Regions from separate parts of the Homo sapiens genome. Here region 2 is linked to region 1. Evidence: chromatin loops called from intact Hi-C (ENCODE). Cell type or tissue: gastrocnemius medialis. All regions are shown on one strand. Each heading gives the region's core, and the rest is flanking DNA. Links, peaks and the distances in the headings are about the cores only.

What was found. Peaks named below come from ENCODE experiments on the same cell type or tissue, not always from the same donor. Only the 100,000 strongest peaks of a DNase experiment are listed, where the experiment ranks them.
Region 2: it touches region 1 in a loop (4-fold over the local background); 19 of 110 quality-filtered maps call a loop at or near these places.

What each region holds. Positions count from the first base shown.
Region 1 is chr3:47,984,212-47,995,081 of GRCh38, forward strand. All of the region lies in intron 2 of MAP4 (microtubule associated protein 4), which reads right to left. Among named protein-coding and RNA genes, the nearest start is that of MAP4, 27 kb to the right of the region's middle. In gastrocnemius medialis, for the core only: a CTCF peak has its summit at 5,943 (motif pointing left); a DNase peak (open chromatin) is centred at 5,890; H3K4me3 peaks cover 334 bases; H3K27ac peaks cover 7,063 bases.
Region 2 is chr3:48,083,374-48,094,243 of GRCh38, forward strand. It overlaps a transcript of MAP4 not described here. Among named protein-coding and RNA genes, the nearest start is that of MAP4, 72 kb to the left of the region's middle. RefSeq lists silencers at 4,273-4,322, 4,413-4,532, 5,173-5,742 and enhancers at 5,963-6,032, 6,093-6,142. In gastrocnemius medialis, for the core only: no CTCF peak of the experiment used is centred there; DNase peaks (open chromatin) are centred at 4,208, 4,958, 5,608, 5,948 and 1 weaker place; H3K4me3 peaks cover 4,199 bases; H3K27ac peaks cover 5,090 bases.

The DNA.
Region 1 (10,870 bases), core at 1,927-9,926:
GGTATCAAACTCCTGGCTTCAAGTACTCTTCCCGCCTCTGCCTCCCAAAGAGCTAGGATTACAAGTGTGAGTCACCATGCCCGGCCTCCCTGGTATTTTTGACCTAAAATGTGCAAAAGGGAATTTCTGATTCATAAAATGTGACTTTCATATAAGATGCAGCAGAACACATTTCAACTGGCTTGGAAACCAGAAAATTATTCAAAAGCTATTTGCTTAGATACTAAAATAGTAGGTGAAAGTTGGATTAGATACAGGATACATACATAGCCTCAAAATATCTCCTCACAAATTACTTATTCATTACAAGGAGAAAAATATAAATTTTACAGTAAAGAGGCTGGGCGTGGTGGCTCATGCCTGTAATCCTAGCACTTTGGGAGGGTGGGGAGAGCAGATGGCTTGAGCCCAGGAGTTCAAGACCAGCCTGGGTAACATCACAAAACCCTGTCTCTATTAAAAAAAAAAAAATACACAAATTAACCAGGTGGCCAGGGGTGGTGGCTCAGCACTTTGGGAGACCGAGGCAGGCAGATCACATGAGGTCAGGAGTTCGAGACTAGCCTGGCCAATATGGTGAAAACCTGTCTCTAATAAAGATACAAAAATTAGCCAGGTGTGGTGGCACGCACCTGTAATCCCAGCTACTCAGGAGGCTGAGGCAGGAGAATCACTTGAACCCAGAAGGCGGAGGTTGCAGTGAGCCGAGATCATGCCACTGCCCTCCAGACTGGGAGACAAAGTGAGACCCCGTCTTAAAAAAAATTAAAAAATAAAAATAAAAATTAGGCTGGGGGGTGGCTCATGCCTGTAATCCCAGCACTTTGGGAGGCAGAGGTGGGTGAATCACCTGAGGTCAGGAGTTTGAGACCAGCCTGGCCAACGTGGTGAAACCCCATCTCTACCAAAAATACAAAAATTAGCCAGGCATGGTGGTGCATGCCTGTAATCCCAGCTACTCGGGAGGCTGAGGCAGGAGGATCACCTGAACCTGGGAGGCGGAGGTTGCAGTGAGCCAAGATGGTGCCACTGCACTCCAGTCTGGGCAACAGAGCAAGACTTTGTCAAAAAAAAAAATTAACCAGGCATGGTGGTGCATGCCTGCAGTCCCAGCTACTTGGGAGGCTGAGGCTGGAAGACTGCTTGAGCCTGGGGAGGTCAAGGCTGCAGGGAGCCAAGATTGTGCCACTGCACTCCAGCTAGGGTGACAGAGTAAGGCCCTGTCTCTAAATAAATAAATGCTTTTTTTTAATTGGAAAAAAATTACAGTAAAGAAAACAGGCAGACACTAACAAGTGATGAAAGTTATTATCACCAATAATGTGATTTAGTGACATCATGTGCTTCCTGATGTGGTGCACTTAGGACACATCATATTTACATAGTACTACTGCCAAAAATGTGGAACTTGAATCTAATTATGAGGAAATGCCAGGCAAACCCAAATTAGGGGACTTCTAAAAAATAACTTGCCCATACTATTCAAAATATTAAGGTCATGAAAGACAAAGAAGAGTTGAGGAACTGTTCCAATTAAAGAAGACTGAAGAGACATGAAAACTAACGTGATTCCAGATTTAATTGCAGACAAGAAGAAAAAAATGAGAAAGGAATGTGTTGAATCTGTTGGGACAACTGATGACAATGAAATAAGGTTCGTGGATTAGACAGGAATATCTCATCAGCATTTAACTTCTGATCTCTATCATCGTATTCTTGTAATGTGCTAATGCCTAGTTCTTCGGGGAAAGAGGTGTGAGTTCTGCAGTTTGTTCTCAAATAATCCAAGGGGAAGGAACTATATGTAAATATAACAAGAATGATAAAGCAAATGTGCAAAACAGTAATGATAAATCCAAGTAAAGGGTACATGGTAGGTTCTTGGCTCTGTTCTTGCAGTGTGAAGTTTAACAAAGTCATTTGCTTGCAGAATATTATTTAAGAGGTGGGGTCTTTGGGGTCTTGCTATGTTACCCAGGCTGGACTCAAACTCCTAGGCTTAAGCAATCCTCCTTCCTATTAAGTAGCTCGGGCAGGGCTACAGGTACATACCACCATCCTGGCTTGCTTGCAGAATATTTTTAGCAATGAAGTGGTTTTTTTGTTGCTTTGTTTTTTGTTTTTTGGGGGGTTTTTTTGTATTTTTTTTGAGATGGAGTCACTCTGTCGCCCAGGCTGGAGTGCAGTGGCACAATCTCAGCTCACTGCAACCTCCACCTCCTGGGTTCAAGCAATTCTCGTTTCTCAGCCTCCTGAGCAGCCGGGATTACAGGCGCATGCCACCACACCTGGCTAATTTTTGTATTTTTAGTAGAGGCGGGGTTTTGCCATGTTGGCCAGGCTGGTCTCAAACTCCTGACCTCAGGTGATCCATCTGCCTCGGCCTCCCAAGTGCTGAGATTACAGGCTTGAGCCCCCGGGTCCCGGTCCCCTGCTCTTCTTTCAGACTAGGGTACTATTATTATGAACTATACATTTTGGTACGATATTTTTTTTCCCCAAAAAGAACTATTAGTTATGAGATAAAAGTCTGTTTTCAAATCAAAGTCAGAAAATAACTATTTTTGCAAAAATGTCACACTAATTTTTTATGCATATATATAAACTTCCCTAAATATGATCATGAGACTATTAAGAGGGTTTAGGATTAGACCAAGTACACCTACCCTAAATAAATATCTACCATTTTGGAGACACAATTGTTTGTTAGTCTGTACATTAACACAACCCAAACCTGAATAAACTGACAAACAAAAACCATTTCAATTCAGTGTAATAAGCAATGATTACACATCTATCATGTGCCAAGAGCAGTGGTCTCTAATGCAGATCTGGCCAGGTTTCTCAGTACCCCTGCGCCCTCAGTTTCTCACAAACCATGAGATTCTTCATAATTTCACTTGATCTGCTTCTCCATGATTCTCTCCGGTCACTTGTCACTGTAACCTTTGATTTCTTAACCCTGAGAAACTTGAGGTCGCTAGTAAACTTTGATTATGCTGTGCCATCCTGCTTTCGCTAAATGTGTCATTCTCCATGAAATATGGCAGTAAACAAAATATTATTCCTGTGCTAGAGCATGTTAATAAGTGTAAGATAACAAATAGCTTAATTATGATCTTACAAGTACCACAGAGGAAAGAGGAAAGTTCAGGGAAGAAAAGCACTTACCAAGAGGAAGATGAAAAGAAAGGCTGGCAGGGTGTGGGGGTAGTGGGAGGTCTAGAAGGGAAAGGGAACAGAAGTCAGGGAATGTTCTGGAAAGTTACATCTAAATCCAATCTTAAAGGATTTTAGAACAACAACTCTAGCAAAAGCTTTATATAACATCAACCTCCAGCCCAGAACCGTCCTCCAAACTCCGGACTCCTTATCTGTGTATCCATCTTCTCCATTTCGATGACTAGCAGGTAACTAAATGTGAACATATCCCAAGCTAAATTTCTTCTCTTCCCTTCAAATCCTACTCCTTCTGTAGCTTTCCCCATCTCAGATGATGGCAATTCTTTCCTTTCAGTTGCTCAGGCAAAACCCCTGGAGTAATACTGGATTTGTCCTTGGCAACATCAAGGCCTTATACTTTAGGTAAGAGAAGTTTTGGGGTCATGCATATGTTAAAGTCTGATGAGAGTGAATTCAAGAGGAAATGGAAGGAAAGGAATTGGTGACAGGTAGTAGAAACGTCTCTTTAAAAGAAGGCAGGCCGGGCACGGTGGCTCACGCCTGTAATCCCAGCACTTTGGGAGGCTACGGTGGGCGGATCACGAGGTCAGGAGATTGAGACCATCCTGGCTAACACGGTGAAACCCCGTCTCTACTAAAAATACAAAAAATTAGCCGGGCGTGGCGGCACACGCCTGTAGTCCCAGCTACTCAGGAGGCTGAGGCAGGAGAATGGCGTGAACCCGGGAGGCGGAGCTTGCAGTGAGCCAAGATCGCGCCACTGCACTCCAGCCTGGGTGACATAGCAAGACTCCGTCTCAAAAAAAAAAAAAAAGAAAGCAAAGCAAAAAGATAGATGAGATGGATGTGAGATTCAGACAGGATTTTTTTTTTAATGATAAAAAAATTATAGTATGTTTGATGCTGGTGAATGACCCAATTGAAAGAAAAGAACTGATGATGCAGGAGACAGAAGAGGTAACTGTGACAGCAGTGGCCTGAGTGACAGCATGAACAGTTCACCCATAACAGAAAAAGAGCAGACAATAAGGGCATAGATGAACATAGGTGAGGAGGAAATATGTGGTGGGACCATGTGGAAGTTCTGTTCTGATTAAGCCAATTAATTTATGAATATGACTTATGAATATGAACAGGAGAGCAAGTGCCAGAAGTTTCAGAGAGTAGATGTGAAACAGTTGTCTAGGAAAGTGAAATATTTTACAAACTCATGTGAATTAGTGGCAGAGTCCCTCAGTTTGTGCTCTGTATTGAAATGAAGCAAGATTCTTTTACATTTCCTGAACATACATCTAATAATTCTATTTGAATTTAAAAAATGGATTTTTAGTTTTTAAAAACTATCAGTGAGATACTAGATCAAGTAGAAAGTATGTGTTCATGAAAAAGGTATAGTTTCACAGAAAGAACAGGGGTTTATTTTATTTATTTATTTTTTGAGACGGAGTCTCGCTGTCGCCCAGGCTTGAATGCAGTGGCACGATCTTGGCTCACTGCAACCTCCACCTTCTGGGTTCAAGACTCTCTTGCCCCAGCCCCCTGAGTAGCTGGGATTACTGGTGAGCACCACCACGCCTGGCTAATTTTTTGTATTTTTAGTAGAGATGAGATTTCACCATGTTGATCAGGCTGGTCTCGAACTCCTGACTTCGTGATCTGCCTGCTTCAGCCTCTCAAAGTGCTGGGGATTACAGGCATGAGCCACCATGCCCAGCCAGAACAGGGGTTTAAAATGAGAAGATCCAGTAGCTCATGTCTGTAATCCCAGCACTTTGGGAGGCCTAGGCGGAAGGGCTGCTTGAGGCCAGGAGTTTGAGACCAACCTGGGCAATATAGCAAGACCACATCTCTATTTAAAAAATATTGTTTTAATTGTTTAATAAAAATAAAAGTGAGATTAGAAGATCTGGGTTCAGGTTGTGCTGTCATTATTAACTAAATGATCAAATGCAACCTTCTCATTTCTAATACTTAAGCTTCACCTGGGAAGTGGGACTAAATGCAGTAATACAGGATGTCAACTGTACAGTGCTAAATAGTAATTGTTATTCTCACTGTTATTAGCTATTGTTATTCTCACTGTTATTAACTATATGTTGACCAACTGTAAATTTATCTATCAACCACCTATAGAATAACTGTAGGCTGATCAAGAAACTTTACTAGAATAAAATAAAATGAAAGCAAGAAGAGGTTAGAAAGGAAGAAGAGAAGCTGGATTCTACTATACATACAACACCTCACAATCTAAAAATATAAGCCCAGGAGAGAATAAAAACAACGTAACAACACTAAAAACAATAAGGTTGACAAGTAGAAAAAAGGCTTGTATATTTCCCTGCCAGATAAGACATACTGGACCCTAATCATACTGCACATTACTGGAAAAGTCCTAATTCAAAAGATGCTATAATGTGTTTTCTCACTGACTGACTTCCCCAGAGAACCCCCATTTCATGAAATGAAAACTTTCTCAGTGAAATACACACAGCATCGAAAATAGCACACTTTTTTTTTTTAGAAACTAATCACATTCTCTGAGATATAAAGATATTCAAATTTACTTTATTTTGTTGATTCCCTCTCCCCAGGAGATGTCAGATTCCCACAGCAGGCAAATCAGCTTGGCAGAGAAGTAGCAAGAACCTGAGAAGGCATGTGTGCTGTGAGTCAGCCTTGGGCAAAACAGCCAGGTCTCAATGCAAGGGAACCCTCTGGTGCTGTCAGACCCATGCCAACACTGCCCTCTACTGGCCAATTAAGCTGGTTGCAATTTTCTGCAAAAGAAATACCAGTGTATTAAGGAGAAATTCTGCAGTATCTATTAATAGTTGTCACTTAGGCCCTTTTCCATGGATTAGTGTTTCTCAATCATGCATGTGTATCCGAGTCACCTATTATGGCTTGTTAAAACAGACTGCTGGTGTGTGGCAGGGTACGGTGTCTCCCACCTGTAATCCCAGCACTATGGGAAGTCAAGGCAGGAGGATCACTTGAGCCCAGCAGTTCAAAACCAGTCCAGTCCAGGCAACACAGTGAGACCTTGTCTTTACTAAAAATGCAAAAAACTTAGCCAGGCCATTGCCCTGTGTTAACTTCTTATTCTATGGGAATAAGCTTTTAGCTTCAAAGGCCTTATGGAATGTTGAGGAGAAAGCATTTTCTCGACTTCAGAAGAAGAACTATTTAATCACACAGAGAACAGAAAAATTAAGTGACTTGTTCCATAAATGTGCTATTTGTGTCTGAGGGTCAATACTGTGCTAGATGATCATCTGAAAGAACAAGAGTCACAGATGTTTGCTTCGTCATTCACATCTAAGAGAAAGGGTTCTATCTTTTGTCTCCCTCACCTAGAAAATAGGGCCATATAATGCTGATAATGAACAATTAAGGAAAACACCATTTTTTAAGGAAAAAAGTCAGGAAGTACATAATTTTCTTTTTATTTTTTTCTTATTACAGCCGTGGTGCAAAACAAGTAGTACACATATCCTGAAAAAGTATTTGAGAATTGTTTCCCAAGGTGATAGGCATTTTAGAAGAAGAGTTTGACACCAATTTTATTTCTAGGTATTGGTATTTAGATGGTTTACACAGGCAATGCTAAGATAAAATACTTGTAGAAGCAAGAATAAGTTGAAGTGCAAAAGGAAATGAGTATAGTAGATCCAAAGAAAAGGAATAAAGGTCGGGGGGTTCTTGTGTTGCCAGGCATGAAGGCAGAAATCATACTTAGAGAAAAAAGCAATTTTCCTACTTTGTCATAAATGCCATAAAAGCAACCCTGCTTTCTTACTTCTCATTTTATAAGTTGAAGACAATTAGGGTGGACATGTAAGAATTAAAGGAAATAAAACACCATTGTTCAAAGAGTTCTATTATGTGTAACCTACTCAACCGTCCCTTCTATATCTAGAGGCAAGAAAATGGTTGATAAACTTCCACTGGTTGGCCTAACTAAGCCTGTTGTAAGAACATATCGAGAGCACTAGGCTGGGTGTGGTGGCTCACACCTGTAATCCCAGTGCTTTGGGAGGCTAAGGCAGGAGGATCGCTTGAGGCCATGAGTTCCAGACCAGCCAGAGGAACACAGTCTGACTGTCGCTATAAAAATAAAAGGATAAGCAAGGCACGCGCACCTGTAGTCCAAGCTATTCAGGAGCCTGAGGCAGGAGGAACGTTTGAGCCCAGGAGTTACGTTAGATGTTGCAGTAAGCTATGATTGTGCCACTGCACTCCAGCCTAGGTGACATGGAAAGAATCTGTCTTTTCTTTTTTTTTTTTGAGACGGAATTTCGCTCTTGTTGCCCAGGCTGGAGTGCAACAATGGCACGATCTCGGCTCACGGCAACCTCTGCCTCCCGGGTTCAAGTGATTACTCTTGCCTCAGCCTCCTGAGTAGCTGGGATTACAGGTGCCCACCACCACGCCCAGCTAATTTTTTTGTGTTTTTAGTAGAGACAGGGTTTCACCATGTTAGCCAGGCTGGTCTCGAACTCCTGACCTCAGGTGATCCACCCGCCTCAGCCTCCCAAAGTGCTGGGATTATAGGCGTGAACCACCGCGCCCAGTAAGACCCTGTCTTCAAAAAAAAAAAAAGTGTCAGCAATCAGCAGTAGTTTACTGAACCTCATCTAAGAACAAAATCAAACTTAAAGTTAGATGTATAATAAAACATTAATGAAGTCTAGGGCCCTTCCATCACTTCTAAAGATGTATTCAGAAGAACATCTTGTTTAGAATGTTCTCCAGGAAAAACACAAATATGAAACCTGTCATTATGGCAAAAACCATCAGTCCGATAATGTATAAAAATCAGACCCACAGCAGAGAAGTCTCCATTCATAAAGAACTCACTAATTGCACCAGATTTCTACAAGACTAAATAAGGCGGCTTCCTTCGTTTTTCTTATTTGATGTCTCCAAACAGCCATCACCCCTTCCTTTAAGTTAAGACTTCTACAACTTTTAGGAAGCTGGTATGGAAAAAATGTAGTAATTTACAACCTATCATAATTATAAACTTTATTATTATTATTATTTTTAGAGACGGGGTCTCTCTCTGTCACCCAGGCTGCAGCACAGTGGTGCTTTTATGGCTCACTGCAGCCTCGACCTCTGGGGCTCAAGTGATTGCCTCCTACCTCAGCTTCCTGTGTAGCTCGGACTACAGGCGCACACTACCACGCCCAGCTATAATTATAAACTTTAAACATGGTATCTTCAACAAGTTCGTGGAAAATGCATTCTATGAAAAAATTATTCATGGATTTCAAGGGAGTTTTTTTGTATCAAAATAACTCATACTCCAGCCTGACCAATATGGCGAAACCCCATCTCTACTAAAAATACAAAAATTAGCTGGGCATGGTAGCATGTGCCTATAAGCCCAGCTACTCAGGAGGCTGAGGCAGGAGAATCTCTTGAACACAGGAGGTAGAGGTTGCAGTGAGCCGAGACTGTGCCACCGCACTCCAGCCTGGGTGACAGAGAGACACTCCATCTTAAAAAAAAAAAAAAAAAGCTCATACTAACTTGTTATAACACGTCTGAACAGGATCTAGTTTGAAGCACTAAAAAGGATAAAACATCAGTTTGAAAAGAGCCCCTAATAAAGCAACATGAATTCTGCTAAAATTGAAGCAAAAGCAAATGGTAAATTTATGGTGAAGCTTGGATGAAAGAATGGTGAAATCACTGATGCTTTGTGTAAAGTTTATGGGGACAATGCCCCAAACAAATCAGTAGTTTACACATGAATAACTTGTTTTAAGACATCAGCCAGATGCAGTGGTCCGCACCTATAGTCCCAGCTACTTGGAAGGCTGAGACAGGAGGATCACTTGAGCCCAGGAGTTCAAGGCTGTAGTGTGCTATGGTTACACCTGTAAATAGTCACTATACTCTAATTTGGGCAATGTAGTAAGACTCTGTCTCAAAAAAAGAAAAAAAATAAAGGAGGAGATGATGTTGAAGATGAAGCCCACCGTGGCAGACCACCAATATCAATTTGAGAGGAAAAAAGAATGATCTAATTGAAGAGGATTGACAATTAGCAGAAACAATAGCCAATACCACAGACATCTCAATTGGTTCAGTTTATACAATTTTGGCTGATAAATTAAAATTGAGCAAACTTTCCACTCAACTGGTGCCAAAATGGTTGCATCCAGATGAGCTGCAAAGAGCAGAGCTTTCGATGTAAATTTTAAACAAGTGGGATCAAGATCCTGAAGCATTTCTTTGAAGAATTGTAACAGGAGATGAAATATGGTTTTACCAGTATAATCCTAAAGACAAAGCACAATCAAAGCAATGGCTACCAAGAGGCGTAAGTGCTGTAGTCAAAGCAAAAGTGGATCAGTCAAGAGCAAACACAAGAGTTTTTTAGGATGCTCAAAGCACTTTGTCTGTTGACTTTCTGGAGAGCCAAAGAATGACAACATCTTATTATGAGGGTGTTTTGAGAAAGTCAGCCAATGCTTTAGCAGAAAAACAGCCAGGAAAGCTTCATCAGAGAGTCCTTCTCCACCAGGACAATGCTCCTGTTCATTCCTTTCATCAACAAAGATAATTTGTGACAGTTTTGATGAGAAATCATTAGGCAACCACCTTACAACAGTCCTGATTTGGTTCCTTCTTTTTTGTTTCCTAATCTTTAAAAAAATCTTTGGTAGCAACAAAAAATTAAAAACTTAAACCAAAAAAAACTTTAAAGGGCATCCATTTTTCTTCATTTCTTCATTTTTCTTCATTTAATAATGTAAAAAAGCCAGGCACAGTGGCTCACACCTATAATCCCAGCACAAAAGAAAAACAAATATTTACTCCAAAAAATTTGGATTCCTTAATGGAAAACGGGAAAATCTATTCTCTCTTAATCCATAATGCACGGTGGAGACATTTGTTCTTTGACTGACTAACATAAACAAAGAAAACCTAGTATGAAGAAAGGAATGATAAGATGTAAATATGGTAGCAACTAGTCATGGTTGAGATGCTCTTCCCATCCTAATATTAACTTACCCTCATCAGTCATAGGTGAAAGAAGCTAGCTGCTTTTCGTTTTCTAATTTCCTTTAACTGTGCATTGTTTCCATCATCTGGGAATGAGCCTAGGTGGATAAGGACAGTGAGGTGGTAGCAGTAGATTTTCTTGTGCTTCATCTTGAGTTATTTGATCCATGTAACATTAACTTGGCCCAAGAGGAGGAAAGTTTTTAAGACATTATTTTATTTATAAAAAATTAAATCCTCCCTGCTACTTTTGATATGTAAATGGTGGCTCATGCCTGTAATCCCAGCACTTTGGGAGGCCAAGGCAAGTGGATCACCTGAGGTCAGGAGTTTGAGACCAGCCTGGCCAACAGGGCGAAACCCCATCTCTACTAAAAATACAAAAATTAGCCAGGCATGGTGGTGCAGGCCTGTAATCCCAGCTACTGGGGTGTTGAGGCAGGAGGATCGCTTGAACCTGGGAGGCGGAGGATGCAGTGAGCAGAGATCGTGCCACTGCACTCCAGCCTGTGCAATAGAGCGGGACTCCATCTCAAAAAAAAAAAAAAAAAGTTCATTAACTCAGAAAGACTACTCCAGAAATTGGCGAGTGGTTACTCCAGGAAGGAGAACTGTCTGGCTAGGGTGTAGGGATTGGGAGAATTTGTTTTACCGTACATCCCTTTGG
Region 2 (10,870 bases), core at 1,970-9,969, 99 kb after region 1:
AAAATTTATTTTTTGAGACAGTCTCGCTGTAGCCCAGGCTGGAGTGCAATGGTGCAGTCTCGGCTCACTGCAACCTCTGCCTCCCGGGTTCAAGTGATTCTCCTGCCTCAGCTTCCCGAGTAGCTGGGATTACAGGCGCCCGCCACCAGGCCCAGCTAATTTTTGTATTTTTAGTAGAGACGGGGTTTTTACCATGTTGGCCAGGCTGGTCTCGAACTCCTGACCTCTTGATCTGCCCACCTCAGCCTCCCAAAGTGCTGGGATTACAGGCATGAGCCACCGCACCCAGCATAAATAAATTTTTAAACATATTTAAATATATGCAAACTAATAAAATATTAGTTTACAGTAAGATTAACTTTTTTTTTTTGAGATGGAGTTCCACTCTTGTTGCCCAGGCTGGAGTGCAGTGGCGTGATCTTGGCTCCCTGCAACCTGTGCCTCCCAGATTCAAGTGATTCTCCTGTCTCAGCCTCGCGAGTAGCTGGGATTACAGGCGCTTGCCACCATGCCAGCTAATTTTTGTATTTTAGTAGAGACAGGGTTTCACCATGTTGGCCAGGCTGGTCTCGAACTCCTGACCTCAAGTGATCCCCCTGCCTCGGCCTCCCAAAGTGCTGGGATTACAGGCATGAGCCATCATGCCCAAGCCAAGAAGATTAACTTTTTTAACCTATAAATAATCACAATAGCTGGTCGCAGCGGGAGTGCCTGTAATCCCAGCTACTCAGGAGGCTGAGGCAGGAGAATTGCTTGAACCCGGGAGGTGGAGGTTGTGGTGAGCTGAGATCGCGCCACTGTACTCCAGCCTGGGAATACAGCGAGACTCAGTCTCAAAAAAAAAAAAAAAAGAATAAGAACAAGAATCACAAAAGTTAGCCAGGTGTGATGGTGCACATACACAGTCTGAACTACTGGGGAGGCTGAGGCAGGAGGATCACTTGAGGCCAGAAGTTCAAGGCTGCAGTGAGCTATGATCTCCCCCACTGCTGACAGAACATGATCTCATCTCTAAAAAAAAAAAAAAAAAAGGAAAAAGAATCACGAAAGTAATTGTGTTGACTTTCAACCTTAAAATGTTAATGACATCCAAAATAGTTCACCATAAGGTCTGCATTTAAAGACTGGCCTAGGAGCTCTAAAATGGTAGATGAGTATGATGAATATGATCCCCTATATGTATCAGTGTGCTTTATTACCCCTTTTTTTTTTTTTTGCAGGGGTGAGCAGGTCTGGCTCTTTCAGCAAGGCTGAAGTGCAGTGGCACAATCATATCACTGGAGCCTTGAACTCCTGGGCTCCAGTGATCCTCCCACCCCAGCCTCCAGAGTAGCTGGGACTATAGACACATGCCACCACACCTAGCTAAGTTTGTTGTTGTTGTTTTTGTTGTTTTGCTGTACACTAAAATTATCTGGGGACCGACTAAGTTGTTTTTGTTTTTTTTTTAATGGAGACAGGGTCTCACTATGTTATCCAGGCTGGTATCAAACTTCTGGCCTCAAGCAATCCTCCGCCTCAGGCTCCCAAAGTGCTGGAATTACAGGCATGAGCCACCCAGCCCTACAATCCCCCTTCTTAACCTTAATTGTTCTCAACCCACTCACTCCTAGCAATAAGTCTACAATAACCTGGTTCTAAAAGTGCTGTTTAGAAAGACAAAGTGAAATCACTGATACTTACTTGGTTTCCTTTTCAAATTGACTATATACATGAACTGCCAAGATGCCTTCCACTGGGTCAAAATGTTCCTCTCAGATTTTCTCACATCTTAAGGAAATCTAAAAGCTACATAGCAACTACTCACGCTTAATCTTTAAAAAAAAAAAAAAAAAAAAGCAAAGTGATTCCAAAAACTGTCAAGAGCAAAAGTTTACAGAGCCAAAGGATTGATCACCAAATTCAGAAACAAGATTAGGAAAGAACAAGACACTATGAGATTAGGAAGAACAAGACACTATGAGATTAGGAAGAATCTACTCTCTGACTAAAGCTAAGCCGCCTATATATAAGAAAATCCAGGTGCTTCCTTCACTGTCAGCAAACAATGGAAAATGACTTTTTAATAGGTAATATAAATGTATTTGTAAATTTGAAAATTTTAACAAAGGGATGCTGGAATGACAAATATTTGAAGAGACTACTTAAAAAACAAGTGAGACAGAGTAGGAAAATGTGTTAAGACATCCTCCAGCACTGTATGTGTTTTTACACTGGGGAAAGGGAGACTCACTAGACTTTTGTTCCTTGATTAAAATACCCGTAAGGCCAGGCGTGATGGCTCATGCCTGTAATCCCAACACTCTGGGAGGCCGAGGTAGGTGGATCATCTGAGGTCAGGAGTTCAAGACCAGCCTGGCCAACATGGTGAAACCCCATCTTTACTAAAAATTCAAAAATTAGCCAGGCGCGGTGGCTCACGCCTGTAATCCCAGGACTTTGGGAGGCCGAGGCAGGCGGAACACGAGGTCAGGAGATAGAGACCACCCTAACACAGTGAAACCCTGTCTCTACTAAAAATACAAAAAATTAGCCAGGCGTGGTGGCACGTGCCTGTAGTTCCAGCCACTAGGGAGGCTGAGGCAGGAGAATCACTTGAACCCAGGAGGCGAAGGTTGCAGTGAGCTGAGATCGTGCCACTGCACTCCAGCCTGGGCAACAGAGTAAGACTCCATCTCAAAAAAATATATATATATGTGTGTGTATATGTATGTATGTGTGTATATATATGTATATGTGTATGTATATATGTATGTGTGTGCACGTATATACACACACTCACACACACACACACACACAAATTAGCCAGGTGTGGTGGTGGGTGCCTATAATCCCAGCTATCAGGAAGCTGAGGCAGGAGAATCACTTGAACCTGGGAGGCAGAGGTTGCAGTGAGCCAAGATCATGCCACTGCACTCCAGCCTGGATGACACAGCGAGACTCCATCTTAAAAAATAAAATAGAATAAAATAAAAATAAATGGCCGGGCATGGTGGCTTGCACCTGTAATCCCAGGGCACTTTGGGAGGCCAAAGCAGGCGGATCACTTGAGGTCAGGAGTTTGAGACCAGTCTGTCCAACGTGGCGAAACCCCGTCTCTACTAAAAATACAAAAATCAGCCGAGTGTGGTGGCACATGCCTATAATCCCAGCTACTCCGGAGGCTGTGGCAGGAGAACTGCTTGAACTCCGGAGGTAGAGTCTGCAGTGAGCCGAGATCCTGCCACTGTCCAGCCTGGGCGACAGAGCAAGACCCTGTCTCAAAAATAAATAAATAAATAAAATTTAAATTTAAAAAATACCCACTAAGAATATCTAGTGCCTTTCCAATTCCATAATCAACTACCTTTTTATTACTGATTAGGCAGCCCAGAACAATGGAGGTGTCCTGGTCAGTGGACAATTAAATCCAATTGTGCACATGGCACTTAATACTTCCAACATGCATTAACTGGTATCTGGTTTATCAGTCTCTGGTGAGTTTGTTTACTTTGCATGAATAAATTCTCAAGCACTTGAATCATCCCAATGTAAACCAAAATTCTGAAGTTTCTGAACTACTATGTGGGGGTTGGAGAGACCTTGGTTTGGTTGGATACCATTTTTGCCACTTAACTATCTGTGTGACCTCTTCTTCCCATCAGTCTCAATTTCCTCATCTGTTAACAAACATAGCTAGTGCCTGGGAGATGGCAAGTGCTCAAAAAGTGACAGCTTTATTATTTTGAAGCTAAATTTGAAAGGAAGTGTGTAACTGAGGTGAAAACATTTCATTTGAAAAGTAGTAGTACGGATCAGCAAACTACGTTAATTTAAAAGACACAGCCTGAAGAGAGATGTCCCAATCTTTGGAGTTGAGAAAAGCAAAGTTTAAAAGTTGCAAGTAAAGTACACACTGCACAGTACAGATGGGAGTCTCCTGCTTAGCAACTTTAATGTTGTCTACCAAACACCCAGCTTGTAATAGAGCATGACAACTGTTCACTCTAAATCCATGTGCTCAGCTTGGATTCAGGATTGATTTATAAAAATAGCTGCTGGTGGTGCTCTTTGAATCTCTTTGGGCTGATGACTGGGCAGTGTTACCCCAAAGGCCTAGAGCAGCTGTATTCCCTCACCACACCCATTTCTCTGTCTACCCAGCCAAGCTGACGGCACCCTGCCCCCGCCCCCCATCTCTACAGCATACTATTCACCCTCCTCCTGGGCTGAGTGAGCAAATTACAAGCACAAATATCCCCTGATGCAATGCCACAACCATCCCTGGGAAAGAGCAGAGGCAGTTGCCAAAAGCACAGCAGCAGGGAAATGGGCGGGAGACGCGCGCGCGCGCACACACACATACACACGCACGCGCACACACACGCACGCGCACACACACACACACACACACACACACACACACTGCAAGAAACACTGCAATGCTATGCAACCAGGGAGAGAGAATCGAGAGGCCCTGGGGAGCAATACTGTAACAGGACCAGAGAAGGCAAAGGAGAAAAGGGGGTTTCCAGTAGAAAGCTGGGTAACACTAACCTTCGCGAGGAACACGTATTTCATCCGAGCTTGGGTCCTAAAGCACAAACCTAAAGGTAATCAATCACTGCCTCTTCCCCAAAGCAGCAAATGCATTTAATTTACCCGTTCCTGGAAGTGAGCAAAACCCTCACAACTCCTCCACAGGACAATTTCACCAAAGGGATCTAACTCACACCGGCGGAGAACTTGTTCCATGTGCTAAATCACAATCTCTGTTCTGGGTAATGTTTCCAACTGCCTCTCCTAGTCCCTGTACCCTCCCCACCCCCACCCTAATGTGACCCTTTCGCACTCCCACTGCCAGACACACGCTTTAGTCCCCACACAGTGTCGGGGCCTTTGCAAGGGGGAAGAGCCCCGCCTAGGGCCCGGTTCTCCAGACCACCCCTCAGCCCCACCCATAATCCCTGACTGGACATACTAAGGCTCACCTCAGCCTCACATCAACTGACCCCCACAAAGCCTCAGAAAACGACCCCTGAGTTCTCCTACACCTCCGAACCCCACCCAGGGCCCCAGACTGCGGCCGACCCTCGCTCCGCGGCTCAGCCCCATCCAGAGCCCAAGGCATGTCGCTCGGCCCCACCGCCCCGACCCTCAAAAGCTGGACCTCTCAGCCCCCCTCACTCCAAAGACCCCCCTAGATCGCGCCTCAAAGACTCCGAAGGTCAAAGCCGCCAGCCCCCCGCCTGGCCCCCTCCCTCGGACGCCCCCGCGTCTCGCAGGCCGGCGGCCACCGCCCTTCCACGCCTCGGGCGGGCCCCGTGGGGTACCCAGCTGCCGCAGGGCAAGGCTCGGGCAGCCCCGGGACAGTGAGGAGGCCGCCCCTCCAATCGGACCCCGCCTGCGGCTGCACCTACCCGCCGCCGCCGAGACGGAGCTGGGGCAGAAGGGAGCCAGGAGAGCGCCGGGAAGAGCCGTGAGGAGGTAGGAGACGTCGGGAGGAGCCGGGAGCCAGCGAGCTAGCCGGAGGGGCGGGGCGCAGGGAGGCGGCCGCTTCCTCGTCGCCTCTTGAGGGCCGGCGCAAGGGAGGGACGCCGCCACCGCCTACCCGGCGAGCGCCGCCGCTCCGGCCAATAAGCGTGGCGAGGGGGAGGGCGGAGGGCTGTGGCGGACCAATGGGTGCTGGCCCTGCCGCCACGACGTCTCTGCAGAGCTGCCCGAGCCGCGGGCGGTTGGGGCGAGGTGCGCCTGGGGGCTCTAGCCTCCCGCCTGCGGCCTGCGAATGCCGAAGCGGACCGCAGGCCGATCGACTGCCTTCGCTGTTCTATGATGGCCGTCGCTCTCTCTCAGAGTCTGGGCGCCCGGAGCGAGGAGAGTGCGAGAGTCGGCGCACACGCGGACCGGGCCACCAGCGGGTGGGGCCTGTGGGCTCTGTGATGTAACTTGGGAGGGGCGCGGGGCGGGGCCTAGGTCGCGGGCCATCTGGGCTCTGGAAGGAACCCTTAGAGGAGCGGGAGGACGCCACAGGTCCTCGGCGGGGCTCCGCTCCCGTGAGCCGCATGTGGCTGGTGAGCTCTGAAACGTGGCTGGCCCAAGTTGAGATGTGCTGTAAGTGTACAATACACACCAAATTTCCAAGACTTAGTACCGAAAAAAAAAAAAAAACTCATCTATAATTTTTAAATGGTTACAAGTGGGATAATTAATTATAACAAAATTGATGACAGTTGGGGTATATTTGGTTAACTAAGAAATATTGAGGCCGGGCGCGGTGGCTCACGCCTGTAATCCCAGCACTCTGGAAGGCACTTGAGGTCCGGAGTTGGAGACCACCCTGACCAACATGGTGAAACTTCGTCTCTACTAAAAATACAAAAATTAGCCGGGCGTGGTGGCAAGTGCCTGTAATCCCAGTTACTTCGGAACGTGAGGCAGGAGAATTGCTTGAACCCGGGAGGCGGAGGTTGCAGTGAGCTGAGATCGCACCACTGCACTCCAGCCTGGGCAACAGAGTGAGACCCTGTCTCAAATAAAAAAAATAGGTTTCCTTTTCTGTTGAAATTAACATTACTTCATTCCAAAGCCCCAGATTTTGTAGAATCCTTAACTTACTGTTGTAGGAAAACACACAGGTGGGAGCTTTAAAGTTACTTTGATCATTCTTCCTGCTGCCTGGAGTAGCCAGCATATTCCTGTCCCAGACTTCAGGAATAGAATTGGCTTTGAGCTCCTTTGTAGTTAGATGGCTAGGAAAACTCAAAAGTATTGGAATCTTCCATCCCTTCTGTAAACCAAGAAGTATCTGAGACAGGTCTCAATTGATTTAGAAATTTATTTTGCCAAGGTGAAGGACATTCCTGAAAGGAAAAAACACAGAATCACAGAAACAGTCTGTGGTCTCTGCCTTTCTCCAAAGATGAATTTGAGGAATTCAGTATTTAAAGGGGAAAAGTGGGCTGGAGGGAAAATAGGGAGGGAACAAGAGAAAAGGAGCAGGTAGGGGAATAGTCAATTGTGTATTATGTCAAGTATGTCTGCTTAGGAATGAAAGGCAGTTTGTGCATGACTCAGCTTTCAACTTAATTTTTTCCTTTTGGAATAGTGAATTGGGGTCCGAAGTGTTTTTGTTTTTTGTTTTTTGTTTTTTTGAGATGGAGTCTTGCTCTGTCGCCCAGAGTGGAGTGCAGTGGAACAATCTCAGCTCACTGCAACCTCTGCCTCCCCGGTTCAAGCAATTCTCCTGCCTCAGCTTCCCGAGTAGCTGGGACTACAGGCGCACGCTTCCACGCCCAGCTAATTTTTTTTGTATTTTAGTAGAGACGTGTCACCGTGTTGCCCAGGCTGTTCTCGAATTCCTGAACTCAGGCAATCCGCCCGCCTCGGCTTCCCAAAGTGCTAGGATTTACAGGCGTGAGCTACCATGCCTGCCCCTAAGTGTTTTGTTTTTTGTTTGTTTTTTTTTTTTGAGACGGAGTCTCCCTTTGTCGCCCAGGCTGGAGTGCAGTGGCACGATCTAAGTTCACTGCAACCTCTGCCTCCCAGGTTCGAGCAGTTCTCTGCCTCAGCCTCCGAAGTAGCTGGGATTGCAGGCGCCTGCCACCGTGCCTGGCTAATTTTTGTTTTTTTAGTAGAGACAGGGTTTCACCATCTTGGCCAGGCTGGTCTTGAACTCCTGACTTCGTGATTCACCCGCCTCAGCCTCCCAAAGTGCTGGGATTACAGGGATGAGCCACCGTGCCTGGCTGAAGGGTCCGAAATTTCTTTAATATTTATTTTTCCCCAGGGCCAGGCAGTGGCTCACAGCTGTAATCCCAGCATTTTGGAGGCCAAGGTGGGAGGATCGCTTAAGCCCAGTGGGAGGGTCTCACTCTGTTGCCCAGACTGGAGTGCAGTGGTACGGTCATGGCTTGCTGCAGCCTCTACCTCCCAGGCTCAAGTGATCCTCCCACCTCAGCCTCCCAAGTAGCTGGGACCTTAGGCTTCTGCCACCACACTCGGCTAATTTTTTAAATTTTTTGTAGAGATGGGTTCTCACTGTGTTGCCCAGGCTGGTCTCGAACTCATTCCCTCAAGTTATCCTCCTACCTCTGCCTCCCAAAGTGCTGGGATTACAGGCATGAGCCACCGCACCCGGACCCCAGCCTTCTTTAAGTTAAGACAGTCACCATGTTATGTGTAGAGCTAGAGACCCAGGAGTGATTCTCAGTTATTCCCTTCCTTTTCCCCTCATACCTACCAGATTTTCCTCCTGCCTCAGAAACAGCTCCACTGACACATGCTGTTCTGGTTCAGTCCTTTTTCTTTTTCCTGTATCCTGCCATAGTTTCTTTCAAGCCTTCCCCTTGCTCCTGCTTCAGTCCAAATATCACAACCTTCTGTACCATCCCCTTCCATTCATAATATCCTCCTGCATCCCTTGTATGCCTATTACAACACTTACCATATATGTGATAGTTATTTGTATAAATATGGATCTGCCTGGCCAGGCGAGGTGGCTCATGCCTGTAATCCCAGCACTTTGGGAGGCCAAGGTGGGCAGATCACGAGGTCAGGAGATCAAGACCATCCTGGCTAACAAGGTAAAACCCCGTCTCTACTAAAAACTAATATATATATATATATATATCTGCCCTAACAGATTGCATCTCAAAGTACAGGTTCATTCTATTTCCCCACTTGCAGTGGAAAAGAACATTCCCTCCAGTTCCAGGGTGCCCAGGATGAAAAGCATAGAACCACCTATTCTGGGCATACTGCCTATGGGATTGCCCTGCTCCACAAGCAGCAGTAATAAAAAAGAAAGAAAAACAAGAAAAGCATAGAACCTCAACATCTCAAAGTTGGAAAGGATCTTAGCAAGCACTCAGTCTCATGTCTAAGGATGTATTCTTGAGACTTTACAAGTTCACAATAAGCCATCTCAGGATTATATTTGAGTTATCCTTTAAAAGCATGCTTTATGTCTATTCATCCAAATTTTGATGAAAATGTAGGCCAGGACACAAACATTGGCAGAATCCAATAGCTTATCTTAGAGGCTTTCCTCCAGTTTTAACCTAAACCCCTTCAATGGCTTTTCATTGCATCAGAATCCTAAACATGTATTTCAAGACCTCGTGCAATGATGCTGCCTCTGTCTTGCCTCATCATCTGCCTTTTTTCTCACTATGCCCAGTATCATCTGCCTTCTCTGTTTCTTGAACTTTCTCTTGTCAAGGCCCTCCTCATATTGTTTCCTCTGCCTATCCTAATGTATGATTAATATGATTTTCTACCAGGCATAGTGGCACACGCCTGTAATCCCAGCACTTTGGGAGGCCAAGGTGGGAGGATTGCTTGAGTTCAGAAGTTTGAGACCAGCCTGGGCAACATAGTGAAACCCTGTCTCTACAAAAAATACAAAAAAAAAAAAAAAATTAGCTGGGATGGTGGTGGGCACCTATAGTGCCAGCTACGTGGGAGGCTGTGGTGGGAGGATCACCTGAGCCTGGGGAGGTTGAGACTACAGTGAACCATGGTCATACCACTGCACTCCAGCCTGGGTGATGGAGTGAGACCCCATCTCAAAAAAAAGAAAAAAAAAGATGTGATTTTCCACATCGAAAATTTGAAAGACTAATAAAAGAGTTCATGGCCAGGCATGGTGGCTCATACCTGTAATCCCAGCACTTTGGGAGGTCGAGGTCAGGGGTTCGAGACCAGCCTGACCAACATGGTAAAACCCCATCTCTACTAAAAATACAAAAATTAGCCAGGTGTGGTGGCTTAAGCCTGTAATCCCAGCTACTCAGGAGGCTGAGGCAGGAAAATCACTTGAACCTGGGAGGCGGAGGTTGCAGTGAGCCAACATCGTGCCATTACGCTACAGGCTGGGCGACAAGATTGAAACTCCGTCTCAAAAATAAAAAGAGTTCAGCAAGGTTACTGGATACAAAGTTAATATACAAAAAGGCATAACAGCATATATACCAATAATCAGTAAGAAAATGAGATAGAAAAGAAAAACCCTACAAAAATGAGATACCACAACACACCTACTAAATAGAATGGGCAAAAGCCAGAACACTGGCCAGGTGCGGTGGCTTACGCCTGTAATCCCAGCACTTTGGGGGGCCAAGGCAGGCGGATCACGAGGTCAGGAGATCGAGACCATCTTGGCTAACACAGTGAAACCCCGTCTCTACTAAAATTACAAAAAATTAGCCGGGCATGGTGGCGGGCGCCTGTAGTCCCAGCTACTCAGGAGGCTGAGGCAGGAGAATAGTGTGAACCCAGGAGGCGGAGCTTACAGTGAGCCGAGATCGCGCCACTGCACTCCAGCCTGGGCGACAGAGCAAGACTCCATCTCACAAAAAAAAGCCAGAACACTGACAACACCAAGTGCTAGTAAGAATGTGAAACAATAGAAGCTCGCATGCATTGCTGCTGGGAATGTGAAAGGTACAGAACTTTGGAAGACAGTTCAGCAGCTTCTTACAAAACTAAACGTACTCTCATATGACCCAGCAATTGCCCTCCTTGGTATTTACTCAGAGGAGCCAAAAATTTATGTCTACACAGGCAGGGCACGGTGGCTCACGCTTGTAGTCCCAGCATTTTGGGAGGCCGAGGCAGGTGGATCACCTGAGGTCAGGAGTTCAAGAGCAGCCTGGCCAACATGGCAAAACCCTGTCTCTGCTAAAAATAACAAAAATTAGCTGGGCATGGTGGCGGGTACCTGTAATCCCAGTGGCTCAGGAGGCTGAGGCAGGAGAATCGCTTGAACCCAGGAGGCAGAGGTTGCAGTGAGCCAAGATCATGCCATTGTACTCCAGCCTGGGCAACAAGAGCGAAACTCAGTCTAAAAAAAGAAAGAAAGAAAATTATGTCTACACAAAAACCTGCACAC